Linked DNA regions of Homo sapiens: region 2 is linked to region 1. Evidence: chromatin loops called from intact Hi-C (ENCODE). Cell type or tissue: CD4-positive, alpha-beta T cell. All regions are shown on one strand. Links, peaks and the distances in the headings refer to the core of each region. The heading gives the core; the rest is flanking DNA.

Evidence for each region. Peaks named below come from ENCODE experiments on the same cell type or tissue, not always from the same donor. Only the 100,000 strongest peaks of a DNase experiment are listed, where the experiment ranks them.
Region 2: it touches region 1 in a loop (17-fold over the local background); 2 of 110 quality-filtered maps call a loop at or near these places.

What each region holds. Positions count from the first base shown.
Region 1 is chr4:1,574,606-1,582,924 of GRCh38, reverse strand. It overlaps a transcript of FAM53A not described here. Among named protein-coding and RNA genes, the nearest start is that of FAM53A, 110 kb to the left of the region's middle. RefSeq lists silencers at 1,561-1,720, 1,537-1,763, 2,137-2,346, 2,527-2,586, 3,384-3,663 and enhancers at 4,045-4,917, 4,918-5,791, 5,792-6,665. In CD4-positive, alpha-beta T cell, for the core only: CTCF peaks have their summits at 3,425 and 3,627 (motif pointing right); DNase peaks (open chromatin) are centred at 1,644, 2,254, 3,354, 4,304 and 1 weaker place; H3K4me3 peaks cover 1,916 bases.
Region 2 is chr4:1,867,048-1,875,366 of GRCh38, reverse strand. It overlaps NSD2 (nuclear receptor binding SET domain protein 2), which reads right to left and starts at 3,974. Exons shown (of 22, transcript NM_001042424.3): 1 at 3,825-3,974. It also overlaps the pseudogene RN7SL671P. RefSeq lists silencers at 3,541-4,240, 4,291-4,520, 4,551-4,810 and an enhancer at 4,544-5,045. In CD4-positive, alpha-beta T cell, for the core only: no CTCF peak of the experiment used is centred there; DNase peaks (open chromatin) are centred at 2,316, 2,886, 4,216 and 4,816; H3K4me3 peaks cover 3,026 bases; H3K27ac peaks cover 2,341 bases.

The DNA of each region.
Region 1 (8,319 bases), core at 2-8,001:
TAGAAATCCAATCCCAAGGTTTTTCTCTGGATCCTGCCTATATATGTAGCTATTTTTTGTTTTGCTTTAGTTGAGACAGGGTCTCACTCTGTTGCCCATGTTGGAGTGCAGTGGGGAACATAGTTCATGGCAGACTCGACCTCCTGGGCTCCAGTGATCCTCCTGTCTCACCCTCTCTAGTAGCTAGGACTACAGATGTGCGCCACCACACACCTGGCTAATTTTTGTTTTTGTAGAGATGGGGTCTCACCATTTTGCCCAGGCTGGTCTTGAACTCCTGGGCTCAAGAGCTCCTCCCGCCTCGGCCTCCCAAAGTGCTGAGATCGCAGGCGGGAGAGGACTGATCTCGGGCTGGGTGGCTCTCTGAGGCCAAGGTCAGCCTCCAAATGGGGTCTCAGCCAGGGCCGCCAGCCTCCTCCTGGTCTTCCCAGCCTGGGTGCAGGGTGCAGGGCCTCCCGTCCACTCTCTCTTGGGTCTGTGTAGGTGGCATACATGGCACTGGCTCACTCCCTGCCCTTCTGGTCTTTCCCCGCGGGGTGGTGGTGACGTCCGTGGCAGGGAGGGGAGTGTCGTTCAGCTGGGTCCAGGAGGAACGCCGTGGACTCTGTCCAGCCCTGCTAGGCAGCATGCCCTGATGGCCGTGGCCTGGCTGGAGTATAGGTCACAGAGCATCTGCCCTGCCACACTGCCCCCACGGCAGGGACCCTTCTTATCATATCAGTAGTAAACGCTGAAACGTGACATGAGAATGGCGTCTCCTTGCTGTCCTAAAGCTCATTTCTTGGATTGCTGACAAGGTTCGGCTGTTTGCCATGTGCTGCCTTCAAGTAGTCAAGGAGCTCTGTGTGGCTGATGTAAAGAAATTTTGGGTGGGGAGTGATGGCTCACACCTGTAATCCCAGCACTTTGGGAGGCCAAGGCAGGAGGATCACTTGAGCTCAGGAGTTGGAGGAGGCTGCAGTGAGCTGTGATCACACCACTGCACTCACACCCAGATGACAGAGCAAGACCCTATATCAAAAAAAAAAAATGCTGGGCATGGTGGCTCAAGCCTGTAATCCCAGCACTTTGGGAGGATGAGGAGGGCAGATCACCTGAGGTCAGGAGTTCGAGACCAGCCAGGGCAACATGGAGAAACCCTGTCTCTACTAAAAATATAAAAATTAGCTGGGTATGGTGGCGGGTGCCTGTAATCCCAGTTACTTGGGAGCCTGGGCAGGAGAATTGCTTGAACCCAGAGGCAGAGGTCGCAGTGAGCCAAGACTGCCCCATTGCACTCCAGCCTGGGCGACAAGAGCAAAGCTCTGTCTTAAAAACAAAACAAAACAAAAAAAGATATTTGGCCTGCTTAGAAACACATACATGTCTTAAAAGTCTAATTGGGTTTTGCCAGTAATATTCCAGATATGCAGGACCACGAGGAAGAGAAAATTCAGGTAACAGTTAAATATTTAAGAAAATGACCGATTTCTAGAACATTTGGAGAAAATTGGAAACTCAAAATTGGTTTTGTCTTTAACTTCTACTTCTGTAAGGGAGGGGACATTATGATGAAAGTCTGGTCTGAGCAACTGTGGCATGCAAGACCACAGGAGGCGAGGCCAGGGTGAGGGGCGGGGCCTGGGCCGCAGGCGGGGCCCTGAGCAGAGGTGGGGCTCTGAGTGGGAAGCGGGGCCCTGAGTGGAGGCGGGACCTGGGTGAGAGGCGGTGCCTGGGTGGGAGGCGGGGCCCTGAGTGGGAGCCGTGGCCCAGGTTAGAGGGGGGGCCTGGGTGGGAGGCGGGGCCCTGAGTGGAGGCGGGGCCTGGGTGAGAGGCGGTGCCTGGGTGGGAGGCGGGGCCCTGAGTGGGAGCCGTGGCCCAGGTTAGAGGGGGGGCCTGGGTGGGAGGCGGGGCCCTGAGTGGAGGCGGGGCCTGGGTGAGAGGCGGTGCCTGGGTGGGAGGCGGGGCCCTGAGTGGGAGCCGTGGCCCAGGTTAGAGGGGGGGCCTGGGTGGGAGGCGGGGCCCTGAGTGGAGGCGGGGCCTGGGTGAGAGGCGGTGCCTGGGTGGGAGGCGGGGCCCTGAGTGGGAGCCGTGGCCCAGGTTAGAGGGGGGGACCTGGGTGGGAGGCGGGGCCTTGAGTGGGAGGCGGGGCCTGGGTGGGAGGCGGGGCCTTGAGTGGGAGGCGGGGACCTGGACGGGAGGCAGGACCTGGGAGGGAGGGAGGGCTCGGGCAGGAGGCGGGTCCCTGAGCGGGAGGCAGGGTCCTCAGTGGGAGGCGTGGCCTGGGCGGGAGGCGGGGCCCTGAGTTGGGGGCAGGGCCTGGGCAGGAGGCAGGGCCTAGGCGGGAGGTGGGGCCCGAGGTAGGAGGCGGGGCCTAGGGCGGGAGGTGGGGCCCGGCTCCCTGAGTGGAGGCGGGGTCCGGGCGGGAGGCGGGTGGGGTCTGGGGCTCCGTGCACCCCGCGCCGGGGATGCTTTCTCCCTAGCTTGTTGCGCCGTCCGGTTCTGCCCCAGCCTTAGATCTCAGCTCTGAGCTGCCCTCACATCCCTGCAGATCTTTTCTGGCCACACTGGTGGCCCGCGGGGTATGGCTGCTTCCGTCTCGCGGCGTTGGCCTCCCTGACTGGCCGCCGGTGTAGGGCGCCGTGGGCGGGGTCCCTGGGGCGAGGCTGCCTGGCCTCCGCGGTTGGTTCGGCGGCCGCGGGGCTGCAGCTCCCGGCTCGCACTCCATCATCGACGGATGACAGCGGGAACGGTGGGAGTTCATTACAGGGACCATGAATTGTTGGAGGTAATTTAGATTACAATTTAAAGTTTAATTTAAAAATCTATCAACAAATGTGAAAGTACTGGAGGAACATTTTAAAATGCACTTTAATCTCACCAGCACAAATAGCTTCTCGGGGCTCTAAACATCATCACCTGGAAAAACAGTAAAACTTTACTGCATCTTTAATTAAATTACAAACACAAAGGATAATTAACTTTTTTATTTTTATTTTATTCCTGCCATTGTTTCTCCTTCGAGTCAATATCTTCCGGCTGCAGGAGCGGCTGTTAGGAGGAAGTTTACGGCGAGGCCTGATGGGTGGATGCCCCGGGGCGGATGCTCGGCCCCTGCGCCCTCCCTGCGGGCCCCGCAGCGCTGGGGCCGCGCCCCTTCGTATCCCCACAGCGCGGACACTCCTGGCCAGCCCGTGGCGGGAGGCGCCCTGGGGACACGCGTGGCCGTGGCTCGCGGGTGTCGCGTGTGCTCACCTCGGACCTGGGCGTTCTGAGTCGTAACTCACTCACGCCTCGCAGCGGCGCTGGGAGGCAGCCCCACCCCCTTTTACAGGCGGGGAAACGGGGGCTCAGAGAGGTCGGGCCATCCGCCCTGGTCACACAGAGGCTGCGTCACCGGCTGACTCGAGCCTGGCCCCACCCGTGCGCGTTGCACTTCTGGGTGCTGGGCTGCGGCCCAAGCCTCCTCCCCAGGACGCGGGGCTGGGACAAGGGGGCGAGTGCGGAGGGCGGGGGGGTGGCGCAGGCGCCCACGCAGGGGCTTGACATGCCGGTCCCCATGGGGTAGTAGACCGTGGGGGCCCGAGGGCGGCCGGGGTAGGGAGGGGCCTCCCACGAGGGCCGTGGGCGCAGCGGCAGGGCCCAGCCGAGGCCACCAGGGGGCGCCCAGCAGGCGCGGGCGGGGCCGGGGGCCGGGGCTCTGGCTGGGACCCTCGGGCGGGGATGGCGGCTAGGGGCGGGGGCGCGCCAGGGCAGGGAGGGCAGGGGGGGCAGGGGCCTGACGGGAGCCCCTGGAGGCGCAGCCGCCTCCGGGCTGGTCGGATTCGGGAGCGCTCGGGAGGGGCGTCCAGCAGCGCTGGGAAGGGGACCTCGATTCCGGCCTGGAGGGCGGGCGGTGCAATGGGGGGAGCGCCCCGGCTCTGCGCCTGCGGGGGTGGGGGGCCTAGGGGTGTCGCAGCCGGGCCGCGCCCTTTCCCGCCTGCTCTGCCTCGAGAGGCGACCCCTCTCCTCCCCCTCTTCTCTCCCCTCCCCCTCTTCTCTCCCCTCCCCCTCTTCTCTCCCCTCCCCCTCTTCTCTCCCCTCCCCCTCTTCTCTCCCCTCCCCCTCTTCTCTCCCCTCCCCCTCTTCTCTCCCCTCCCCCTCTTCTCTCCTCTCCCCCTCTTCTCTCCCCTCCTCCGCCCCTTCCCTGCCCTGCCCTCCCCTCCCTTCCCTGGTGACGGTGGGAGCTTTGGTTCGCTGCTTGCCTCCTCCGAGCCTCGTTGTCTGCAGAGGGCGGTTCGGGGTAGGGGGGTCGCGACCTCGTAGGTGGGCGTGGAGGGCAGGGCGCTTCCCATGGGGACCTGCAGAGTCTAGTGGGTCTGTCGCGCTCACGACAAATCTTCTGCCCCCAGCAAGGCCCGTGTGATGCCCTCTCCCCGTAACTGAGGGTCCCCTCACCTCCTACCCCCACACGTTCCTGCAGAGCTTCCAGGCCACACCGGCTCTCACGCCAACGCTCGCGCCCTTCTACACACCGGGTGCGGGCACTAGCGCACGCACCGCTGTCCCCAAGGCTGGTCGGCCCCTCCTGCCTGGCACGCCCGCCCCTGGCACTTGCACGCAGACGGGGTGCAGGCCACCCGGGGTGTTCAGTTTTAGTGCAGTGGCTGCTTAATTATTGGTTAATCTAGCAATTTAGCATGCTTCATTTAATTCTAATTAGGAGAATTAATAGGCAGGGAATAGCGATTTCAATAGACTGGCACAAAACAAAACCTAGCCTGGACATCGTGCCGGTCTGGGGGCCGTGTCCAGGCTTGGGGGGGGCCTGGGGGTGTTGACAGCCAGGACTGCAGACCTTCCCAGGCGCCTGAAGGTCGTGGCAGGGGAAGGCGCTCAGGGCAGGCAGGAATCGCAGGCAGGAATCGTGCTGTGGCTGCTCACCCCGGCCTGCAAGGGCAGCCAGGTCAAGGGCATGGGGAGAACCCCCAGAGCATCCCCGGGCAGCACCCCCACAGCCCCCCACCTGCACCCCCGCAGCCCCTCACCTGCAGCCCCCGACCCGCAGCCCTGCGGCTGCCTGGTCCCGGCAGAGCCTGTGTTTGTCTCTGCTCATCAGGCGGCTCCCTGACAAGGCCCCGACATTGGACAAGGCTGTCCCTCTAATTAAGGTGCTAATTGAATTAAATGGCCGCGGTAATGAGCAGATGAGCGGCATAAAAAGTACAGAGTCAGATAGGCCAATTAACAAGAGCGCCGCGCATAATTATAACATTGGAAATACATGCAGCTCGCTCCAACATTGTTAATTGTTACCGGGGGATTTATGGTAATTGGCGCACAACAGGCAGCCGGGGAACCTGCCCAGGGCTGGTAATTAAAAAAATGATATTCTACACAAACGCCGGATGGCCTAATTAGGACTTGATTTACATAAAGGCCTTTGAGGAGGTGCTGGGTACCTCACCGCTGCTGCTGGGGCCACTCTGGCCAGCAGTCCACGAGGTGAGACCAGCAGGCAGTAGCCCCCCTACCACCCCGCACCCTGTGGCCACGGGAGCTGCTGGCGTCCAGGCTCCGTCTGCTGGCGGGGTCCGCATGGCCATCCCTGAGCCCTGAGCACAGGCCCTGCCTCTGTCTGGGAGAGGACCTCCAGGGCCCAAGGCCACCTTCCCCTGGGTTCGCCACTGTCCTGGAGGGGGCAGGTCCATTCGTCTGGCACATGGTCCCCTCTGCTCTCCCTGTGTGCTCCCCTCCTGCAGTGTCCCAGTGAGTGTGCCTGGCCAATGTCCTGGGCACGTGGTCAGGCAGGTGATCTGGGTCCAGCCCTCCCCTACCACGAGGACAGCCTCAGACCCAACACCCTGGTGCGGGAAGTGCCCCTGTCCCCACCGTACCCGCTCAGTTGCCTCAGAGAGGACCCGGAACACTACCAGATGCACAGAGGGCTGGAGGGAGGGAGGGGCCGGGAACAGTGTGCAGTGTGGGAGGGAGGGGCGGGGGCACCCTTGGAAGGCAGAGAGGAGACCAACTAAGCTCTGACTCACCCCTCGTTCTGTCTTACCCCCTCCCTCAAGGAGGCCGCCCTGCGCCCCATTTTACAGAGTGGGAAGTGAAGTCTGATGTCTGACAAACTAGGCCCAACTCTCCGGGCTTCCGCCACAGCCCCTCTCCTCTCCTGGGGCTGTCCCCAGGGGCCAGCATGGTGCCGGGCACCTCTCCAGAATGTGGACCCTGGCCCCAGCCGGGGCACAGTCCCAGTCGCCCCTGCGGCGTCCCCGGCCTGCCCACCGCTGCCGCCTCTTCGACTTTCTGGAGCAGATTTACCGTAACGTTCACACTCTGAACAGAAAACTCTGCCTCATTTACAAATGTAATTTCAATTGAGGGTAGTTTTCCAATCTCCTTTCATTGGAGTCCCAATTGAGCCCCTTCTCGCGGTGCTGATGGCATGATTAGACAGTGTGCGCGCGGAGGCAGATTAGTCAAGCGCGGCCCCGTAAATTGGGAAGGATGTTTTATCAGGACACGTCGCTGTGCTGCAGGCAGCTGTGGGGTGCTCTGGGCTGTCCCCTCAAATCACGGTTATGGAATAATTTAGCCCGCGATTCTCTGCGATTACTGCCGCCACTGATCATGCTGTCACTTTCCGAGTGAGCACTTCATCCTGCGTTTATTCATGCCAGATCTGTTTTGCTTTTGTAATGAGCACATATTACCCCGGCACAAAGAGGATGAAGGCAGCCGCGTGATAGATAGGCGCGAGATTAAATGGGATCTTTATGACTTCTGCAGCCATCAGTTCTGACTGTGTGATAAGACGCGTCGACTAGGGCCCTGATTTGCTCTTTATTGGAGCCAATATTAGCATGCTCTCACCAGTGCACGGGCCGATCAAACCCACTTAAGGTGGACTCACCGCATAGGCCCAGCTGCAGATGCTGCTGGGATGGCCAGGAGGGAGGCTGCAGCCCACAGCCGGGCAGGTGGGGGGTGTGGAATTCTCACACTGCCCTGGGGCCACTTCACCCCGGGTGGCTTGCAGGGGGTCCCGGGGGTGAGGTGCCCCTGGTGACCCCAGGCTCAGTGGACTGTCCTGTATGCCTGGGTCTCAGGGTGGCCCTCTCCCTTCCCACCCCTTATCAGGCCTCCAAGAATGATGGCTCTCCCAACCCATGCTGGGGACCCAGCAGCCTCCTCATTCTGCCCCCAGCTCCTGCTCTCTGGCAAGGAGGGAGATTGGCTTGTTTAGGACCCCAGGGGTGCCAGGCCATTTCCTGGGTGGGGGCAGTGTCCAGCACCTTCCTCTGCCACTCAGTATCATGGAGACCCCTCCCTCCCCCTGCTGGACAGCCGCCACCTGTACTCAGCTTCGGGCAAGGCGCTCCCCGTCCTGCCTCTCTGTCTTCCTGCCATACCTTCAGCAACCCCCTTGACAGCCCCCCTCCCAGGCCACCCCTCTGTCAGGGGCACTGCCTGTGCCTGTCACTGCCTTTCTTTCCCCTGGTGTGGCCCCTGCCAGACCGCAGCCATCTCCCCTGTCAAAGTCTCCTAAAACTCAGACTGGATGATCTGCATCCAGTCTGCACCTTGGATGATGCCAAGTGGAGATTGGATGATGCCAACTCGGGCACAGGGTGGGATGGGGTAAGGTTGGGGGCCAGAGAGACTTGGGGTGTGGTGGAGCCCTGGACCTGAGTCCACACAGCATCCCATCCTGTGGCTGCGCTTTCTCCTGAAGGGGCTGCCAGCCCTCCTCAGGGACTGCAAGCACAGCTGGGTATGTCCCATGCAGTCAGCCCTGCCGGGTGGCCCCCAGCTGCCTCTTCCCCCAGCAGGGCATGGGCAGGCAGTGGGCACTCAGGGGGTAGCTGGCTTGCTGCACCCTGTCCTCTTGGTGGGCGGATGGGGCCCCTTCACTGCGTGGGGACTGGACTGCTGTCACGTGCCTTTAGATGTGCAGGTTGCTTCTGTGGCCACCTTCTGTGAAGGAGGCCTGTCACTCATCCACCTGGCACATTTTTAACCTCAATGTCATGTGTTGACACCGAGGGAGGCAGAGACCATGAAAGCTTGCCATAGCCGAGGGGTTCGGGCAGCCGGTCCGTCCGGGGAGGCCCAGCAGCCTGGCACACAGGGCGTGGGCCCTCCTGCCAGAGACAAGCTGAGCCTGCCGCCCGCTGACCACCTGCCGTCCAGCCAGCCCCACCCACCGGCTCCAGGCCCACCTCCTGCACCTGTCCAGGCCTCGCCTGTCTCAGGGGTGCCCGTGTGTGCAAGGCCCCACAGGAGGGGCTGGGACAGAGTGGGGCTGGGGGTCCCTTGAAATGATCCCTTGGCTGAGGGCCACAGAGGAAGAGA
Region 2 (8,319 bases), core at 15-8,014, 290 kb before region 1:
AAGGCTGCAATGAGCCGTGATCATATGACTCCACTCTAACCTGGGTAACACAGCAAAACCCTGTCCCAAAAAAAAAAAAAAAAAAAGTAAAAAGCTATACTGCAACTTGGCCGGGCACAGTGGTTCACACTTGTAATCCCAGTACTTTGGGAGGCCAAGGCAGGAGGATCACTTGAGGCCAGGAGTTACAGAGACCAGCCCAAACACTGCAAGACTGACTCCATAAAAAATTTTAAAATTAGCCAAGCATGGTGGCATCTGCCTGTAGTCCTAACTACTTAGGAGAATGAGCTGGGAGGAAAGCTTGAGCCCAGGAGTGCCAGGTTACAGTGAGCTATGATTGAACCACTGCACTCCACACCAGGTAACAGGTGAGACCCTATCTCAAAAGAAAAGAGCAATATTGCAACCAATAGACAAATATAAAATGCTAGAGTCCCTGGGTTACCAACACAAGTCTTTTTCTCCCCCAAAGTACTCGCTGTAAATAACCATTCATTAAAAAGGAATTAGCAAATCATACAGTTTACAAATACAAGCCTAATCCTCTAAAGCCCCCATGTCATCTCCTCTTTCGTATTCTGTGTACTTTATATTTTTTTATCTTCACCAAGGATAGAGAAATTGACGAGGTAGATTTCTTGCTCCATCTTGGTGGTAGTACAGATCTGTTCTACTACTTGTTGGACTTATATACTTGCAATGTTTCAGAGTGACCTTAGCCAAGCCATTTCCTTTCTAGACTCAGCTTCTTCTCCCAGATGCTCCATTACTTACAAAACAGAGAGGCAAACAGGCCAGATATCGGCATTAAAATGGGCTGTTTGTTTACCCTAAGCCATATACCCATTTATTCGGCACTTACTGAGTGTATGCCATGAGAATGCACCAGCAGAGGCAATGCTGCCCAAGGCAATGACAGAGTCCTACCTCTAAGAGTTAACCCAACAGGGGAGAAAGGTCACAAGTGGCCATTAAAAAGCCATGAATTATGCTCAAAGAGGAAGGACAGGTGGCAGGTAGTCCACACCCAAGAACAGCCCACACAAAGGCCTGGAGTCAGGACATGGTACCACGTATTTGGAGAACAAGGTCACACTTACTACAATCAAGCAAAACAAGAGACTGAGGCTCAGAAGACTAAAATGCTTATCCAAAGTTGTATGCATTCTATGGCCATGAGCAGCCCACCAAAAAACAAAACAAAAACAAAAAGGCAAAACCAAACACGTAGATCAGAATATATGAGTAAAAAGCCTTATGGCTTCTGTTGCTGCTGATTAATTATTTACTTAGAAAGGTTATTTGCCCACTTGCCCAGCTAAAAAGGACAGGGCAGAGCCAGGAAGGCTGAGTGTGCCTGTAGTAACCACTACTCAGGAGGCTGAGGCGGGAGAATCACTTGAGCCCAAGAGTTTGGGACTGAAGTGCACCATGATTGCTCTCCTCTGAAATAGCCACTGCACTCAAGCCTGGGCCACATAGAGAGACCCTGTCTCTAAAAATAAATAAATAGCACAGGACAAAATACGTTTGGATTATGAACTTCAGCACCATCTTAGCACTTCTTTTAAGTTCTTGCTTGGTAAAGAGAATCCTGTAGCTTAGTAAGCCTAATTCCAGCTACTTTTGCATGTTTTACACTGAATCTTCAAACAAAAAAAGTTCACATTCTGCCATGTGAGTAAACTTTGTAAGATTTGATTACTTTTAGAAGGAGAAGATAATCTGAATAGGCAGAAGGCTGTACCCATGTAAGCCCCACAGGATTAGGAGGAGTGGGTTGTCTTCTACCTATTCAGATTATCTTCCTGACTCATTCTAGGACTCTGCTTAATGCTTCATTTGGGTCCGCACACTTCAGCAAGTACTGGTTTGAAAGCCCTGGATAAGCTGATTGCATAGAAACAAAGCAAGTCGCACCTGCAGCCTGCTGACCTTATAATTTTGTTGTGCATGGCTCCAAAAGTTATATTAGTTTATATGTTACATACGAATAGATACGATAAATTGTCCATCATTCTTTCAAATTCTCAGTTAATTACCTCATACTCTTAAAATAAAATCTTTACTGTTATAATCAGAGGCCAGACTCTGGTATTAATGCAGTCAGGAGAGGACAATTTTTGTACTGAGATCAGAGCTCTTCACAAAAGCTTACACAAACTCAAAATTGTGCAGTAAGTCCTCACTCTACCAACCATCAGCCCAAAACTGAAGGTTGCTGGGTTTGGGTGGCTGAGAAAATGGAAGGAAAGAAAAGGAAATGACTCAAAGTAATCGTGCTTAAAGCATGAGTCCTCTTCATCTCCATTTGGCAGTTTAGATTTGAACCACCATCAGTTGTGGGGAATGAGAGCACACATCAAGTACACAAGGAAAGGCTGTGCTCACAGAACTTGTTTGCTTTATGTTGTTGGCGTTCTGCTCTTTAAAATATTGTTGTTCTCATCACATTTAAATACGTAACTAGGGCACTTAAAACATTTTGGGAAAATTAAAAAGTTTAAGTCCCAAGTTCATAAATGGGATGGCTCCTAAGTTATTTTCCACGTTGATATTTGAAATACACAAAATAGAGTGAATATAACCCATGCGTGATGCTGGCGTTTAACTCATTTAAAAATCAAGGCTTGAAAGTCTGTGAAGCAGGTGGGTAGCACTGAAGAGCTGCTCCTGAGCCAGGCCTGAACTTTATCCAATTAGTCTTGTCTTCACAGGGTCTGCGCGCTCTCTCTCTCTCTCTCTCTCTCTCTCTCTCTCTCTCTCTCTCTCACACACACACACACACACACACACACAAAATACACGTTATCTACCTAAAAACGATTAACGTCACCACATCAGTTTTGATACTATGTTTCCACTTGAATGTCAAAGCCCATCGTGGGCACAGAAAGATTCGTGCTGCAATGGGTCCTATACAATACCCTCATCCATTTTATTTCTACCGAAACTTAAGACCAGCATTTTTTAAACGCCGAGATTTTAAACCACGGTTCCTGTGAGTGGAGCAAAACCAGCCATTAAGTCGCCAGGTCCCATCTCATGCACTGAGGCTTCAAGGACTATCAATCTGCATCCTGGGGCGAGGGGAACATCCCAGGCGGAGGCCCGGACGCCGAGGGCGCGCAGCCCCCCAGCAGGGTACCCACACCCGGCTCACCCCCGCCTCCACCTGCCAAGGGCCGGACCGCGGCCCGGCTTCCCGGGGGAGCGTCCGCGCTGACCAACGCCCGGGCGCCGCGAGTGTCAACGCCAGACACCGCCTGCAAACAAAAAGCGACCCTCGGCCCGACCCCTGGCCCCGGCGCCGGCCCCGGGACCCCAACCTGCCCCTCCCACCGCGGCCGCCCCGGACCGGGGGCGCCGCACAAAGGCCGGCCCGACCCGCTCGGCGCCGCGGGAACAAAGGCGGCCGCCTCGGCCGGGCCGGGCACAGGTGCAGCCGCAGGGCCCGGCCGGGCCCAACATGGCCGCGCCCGCCCGCCCGGCCCCGTTAGCCGCCGCCGCCCGCAGGCCGCCGCCCCTCCCCTGCCCGGACTCGTCCCGGCCTCCGCGGTCCGCCCGGTCCTCCCGCCGGCCCTCAGGCCTCCGCGGTCCTCGCGGTCCCCACGACCCTCTCAGGCCGCCCGGCCTCCCGGTCCCCCAGCCCCTGAGCCGGCCCCTCAGGCCTCCTCAGTGCCCCCACTCCTCCCGGCGCTCCCGCCCCCTCAGGCCTCCGCGGTCCTCCCCGCCGCCCCTCAGGCCTCCCACAGCCCGGCCTCCCGGCCCCAGCCCCGGCGGTTGGCGGCCCGCGACTGTTGGGCGGGCGCCCCAGTGACCTGCGGTGCGTCGCATCCTCGGCGGGCGGCTCTCCGGAGCGGCAGGCTGGGAGGGGGCCGGGGCCGTGCGGCGGTAGGGCCCAGGCGGGGAGGGGGCGGCGGCGGCGGCGGGCGCAGCGCGGCCAGGCCGAGGCTCTCGCGCGCGGCGCCGACCCCGCCCCCGCGCCTCCCGCCCGCCGCCGCCGCCGCAGCCGGGGCCGCCGCCGCCTCGCAGAAGCCGCGGGAAAAGTGCGCGCCGCTGATTGGCTGCCGCGCTCGCGGGGCCCGCGGACCGGGCTTTTCAAATCCGCGCCGGGGCCGCGCACGGGCGGGGCGGGCAGGCACGCGGCGGGTGGGGGCCGCGCGGGCGGGCGGGGCTGGCAGCGCCGGGAGGGCCGGGCCGCGGGCCCCGCGAGCCGCCTCAGAGTAGCGCCGGGCGCGCGCCCTGCTCCCGCTACTCGGCGGCGCGCACCCGGCCCAGACCCGGCGCCCGCGGGCGCCGCGCTCAGTGACGTCACGATCCGCGCCCAATCACCGTCCGGAGCCGGCGCCCCCGAGCCGTGGGCGCGCGGCCGCGGAGGCTGGCGTTGGGCGCGCGGCCCGCCCGCGCGGGTCCCCAAGCTCCTGTCCCGTGAGAGGGGCGCGGGGCCTGGGGCCCGCGGGAGGCTGCTAGCGGCGTCCGCCTCGCGGAGCGGCAGTGCGGGGACGGGTGGGGAAACCGCCGCAGAGGCCCCGCCGTGGCGGGCCCGGAGCCTCAGAACAGACGTGGCGGAGAGGGTCAGACGCCACGACGGGGCAGGGCAGGGCGTCGTGCTCTTCCCGCCTAACGGCCGCAGGGCGTGAACGAGTCCCCCGGGCGAGGGTCCGACCCGGAGCTGGGCGCGGCTGCGGGAGGACCGCTCGCGAGGGGAGGACGCCTGGTCCAGGGGCGCTACCCCAGCGCCGCTGCGGTAGAGCCGGGCTTCAGGGGGTGGCGCGGGCGACTGCGTGCGGCACAGGGAGGAGGAGGAAGCGGCGCGGGCGAGCGGGGAAGTCAGACGCTGCAAAAAGTGGGCGGGCCGGGCGGTTGAAGCCGGTGTGATTTGCTGCCCGCCGCCCATGGAAGTTCGGCTCCTGCCTCCAGGTGCTGCCGGAGCCGGCGGCCTTGGGTTTTCTGTCACGCAGGTTCAGGGAGCCGGGAACACCTTCGGCCTTGAGCCTTAGTGTCTGCTCGAGCTTTACAGGCCCAGCTTGAGCCCTCGCTGAGAAGCGGGCCCAGGGGAGCCTGGCGAGAGTTTGGTCAAGGAGAGCTTTGTGAAAGTGCGCTACCCGGGCTATAGAACGACACCTCAGCCCAGGTCCTGCCTCCCCGGACCCACCTCCAGCCACCAAGGAGTGGCCACAGTTCACCTCCTCTTCCTCTCCCGCGCCGCCTCCGCTGCTGTCCCTTCACAGGTGCTGGGCCCCTGTATGGGTTGAGTTGTGGCCCCCCCAAAAAAACAAGGGTTGCTGCAAGACTTACTATAAGGCTACAGTAATTGAGACATTGTGGTACTGGTGGAAAAATACACAAATAGATCCATGAACAGAATAGAGAACCCGGATATAGACCACATAATGGAGTCAGCTGAGCTTGACTCTAGGAAATGGAATGGAGAAAAGACAGTCTTTTCGACAAATGGTGCTGGAACAACTGGATGTCCACATGCAAAAAAAAATCAGGCTAGACACAGACTTTACACCCTTAACAAAAATTAATTCAAAATGGAGCCAAGGCCAGTGGCTCACACCTGTGAGAAGTGTGAGCCAGCACTGTGGGAGGCCAAAGTGAAAGGATTGCTTGAGCCCAGGAGTTGGAGACCAGACTGGGCAACATAGCAAGACCTCGTCTCTATCACCAAACAAATAAATGAATTTTTAAAATTACGGCCAGTGCCAGGCATGGTGGCTCACACCTTTAATACAAGCACTTTGGAAGGCCGAGACAGGTGGATCGCCTGAGGTCAGGAGTTCGAGACCAGCCTGGCTAACATGGTGAAACCCCGTCTCTACTAAAAAAAAATACAAAAATTAGCCAGGCATAGTGACGGGCATCTGTAATCGCAACTATTCAGGAGGCTGAGGCAGGAGAATCACTTGAACCCGGGAAGTGGAGGTTGCAGTGAGCCGAGATCATGCCACTGCACTCTAGCCTGGGTGACAGAGCAAGACTGTCTCAAAAAATAAAAAATAACAAAAAGTGAATAAGCCAGGCACAGTGGCTCACACCTGTAGTTCTAGTTATTTGGAAATCCGAGGCAGGTGGATCATTTAGTTCTGGGCTATGCCAGTCAGGTGTCTGCACTAAGTTTGCCATCAGTATGGTGACTTCCCAGGAGCTGGGAACCACCAGGTTGCCTGAGGAGGGGGGAGCCAGCCCAGGTCAGAAACAGAGCAGGTCAAAACTCCCATGCTGATCAGTAGTGGGACTGCACCTGTGAATAGCCACTGCGCTTCAGCCAGGACAACATAGCAAGACCTCGTCTTAAAAAGTGGACAAAAAGGCAGTGGCTTACACCTGTAATCCCAGCATTTTGGGAGGCCAAGGCAGGAGGATCCCTTAAGGCTAGGAGTTTGAAACCAGCCTGATCAACATTGAAATCCTATCTCTACAAAAAAATAAAAAAACAGCTGGGCATGGTGGTGCATGCCTGTAGTCTCAGCTACTCAGGAGGCTGAGACAGAAGGATCTCCTGAGCCCAAGAGTTACATGAGGCTACAGCAAGCTGTGATTGCACCACTGCATTCCAATCTGGGCAACAGAATGTGACCCTGTCTATAGTAAAGTGGACAAAAGACCTCCACAGACGCCTCCCCAAAGTAGATACCCAGATGGCAAGGATGCACGTGAAAAGAAGATCCTCATTATCAGGGCGTAATCTCAACTACTCAGCAGGCTGAGGGGGGACGACTGCTTGAGCCCAGGAGTTTGAATACAGCAAGACCCCATCTCTCAAAATAAAAATAACAAGAGGTAGAGAGACCTGGGCTAGCAGTTAGTATGCTCAGCCCCCTTGTCATGGGACGCCTGGGAAGCTTCAGAGAGTCCACACCAGCAAGAAGGCTCTCATCAGACACACCTCTTGGACCTTGAACTTCCCAATCTCCATAACTGTAAGAAATAAATTCCGGCCAGGCACAGTGACTCACGCCTGTAATCCCAGCACTTTGGGAAGCTGAGATGGGGGATCCCTTGAGCTCAGGAGTTTGAGACCACCCTGGGCAACATGACAAAACTCCATCTCTATAAAAAAAAAAAAAAAAAAAAACTACAAAATCAGCTGGGTGTGGTGGTACATGCCTGTAGTCCCAGCTATTCAGGAGGCTGGGTGGGAGGATCACCTGAGCTCGGGAGGTTGAGGCTGAGTGAGCCATGACTGTGCCACTGCCACTGCACTCCAGCCTGGGCAACAGAGTGAGACCCTGTCTCAAAAATAAGTAAATAAATTCATTTTCTTTATGAATCACCCAGTTTCAGGTAGTCTGCTATAAGCAACAGAAAACTGACTAAGAAGCCAATCTGAAAGGGCTACAAACTTGTGTGATTCCAACTCCATGACATTCTGGAAAAGGCAAAACTATGGAGACAATAAAAAGATTAGCCAGGGGTTAGGGCAGGGAGGGATGAGTAGGCAGAGCACAGATGATATTTAGGACAGTGAAAATACTCTGTGTGACACTGTAACAGTGGATACAAGAACGTACAGCACCAAGAGTGAACCCAAAACCGGATTTTCAGTGATCATGACGTGACAATGTGGGTTCACTGATTACAAGAAATATACTACTCTAGTGGGGAATGCGGATGATGGGGGAGGCTGGGTGTGTGGGTGAGAAGGGGCTATATGGGACCTGGGTGCACTTTCTGCTCTATTTTGCTGTATACCTAAAACTGCTCTAAAAATTAAACTTTAGGCTGGGCGCAGTGGCTCACCCCTGTTAATCCCAGCACTTTGGGACCAAGGCGGGCGGATCACCTGAGGTCAGGAGTTCGAGACCAGCCTGGCCAACATGGTGAAACCCAGTCTCTACTAAAAATGCAAAAATTGGGCTGGGCACAGTGGTGCGTGCTTGTAATCCCAGCTACTCTGGAGGCCGAGGCAGGAGAATTGCTTGAACCCAGGAGGTGGTGGTTGCAGTGAGCCGAGATCATGCCACTGTACTCCAACTTGGGCAACAGAGCGAGACTCTGTCTGAAAAAATAAATATATAAAAATTAAACTTTATTAGTTAAGAAAAAAGATACATTGAAGTCTTAACTCCCAGTACCTCAGAATGTGGTCTCATTTGGGGATGAGGGTCTTTCCAGAAGTAATCAAGTTAAAATGTGGTCATTAGGGTGGGCCCTAATCCAATATGACTGTATCCTTATAAAAAGGGAAAATTTGGAGACAGGCACACCAAGGAGAGGCCATGTGAAGAGGAAAGCAGAGGTCAGGGCAATGCTTCCGAATGCCAACGACTGCTGGTGAGAGGATGGGACCCATTCTCCCTGGCA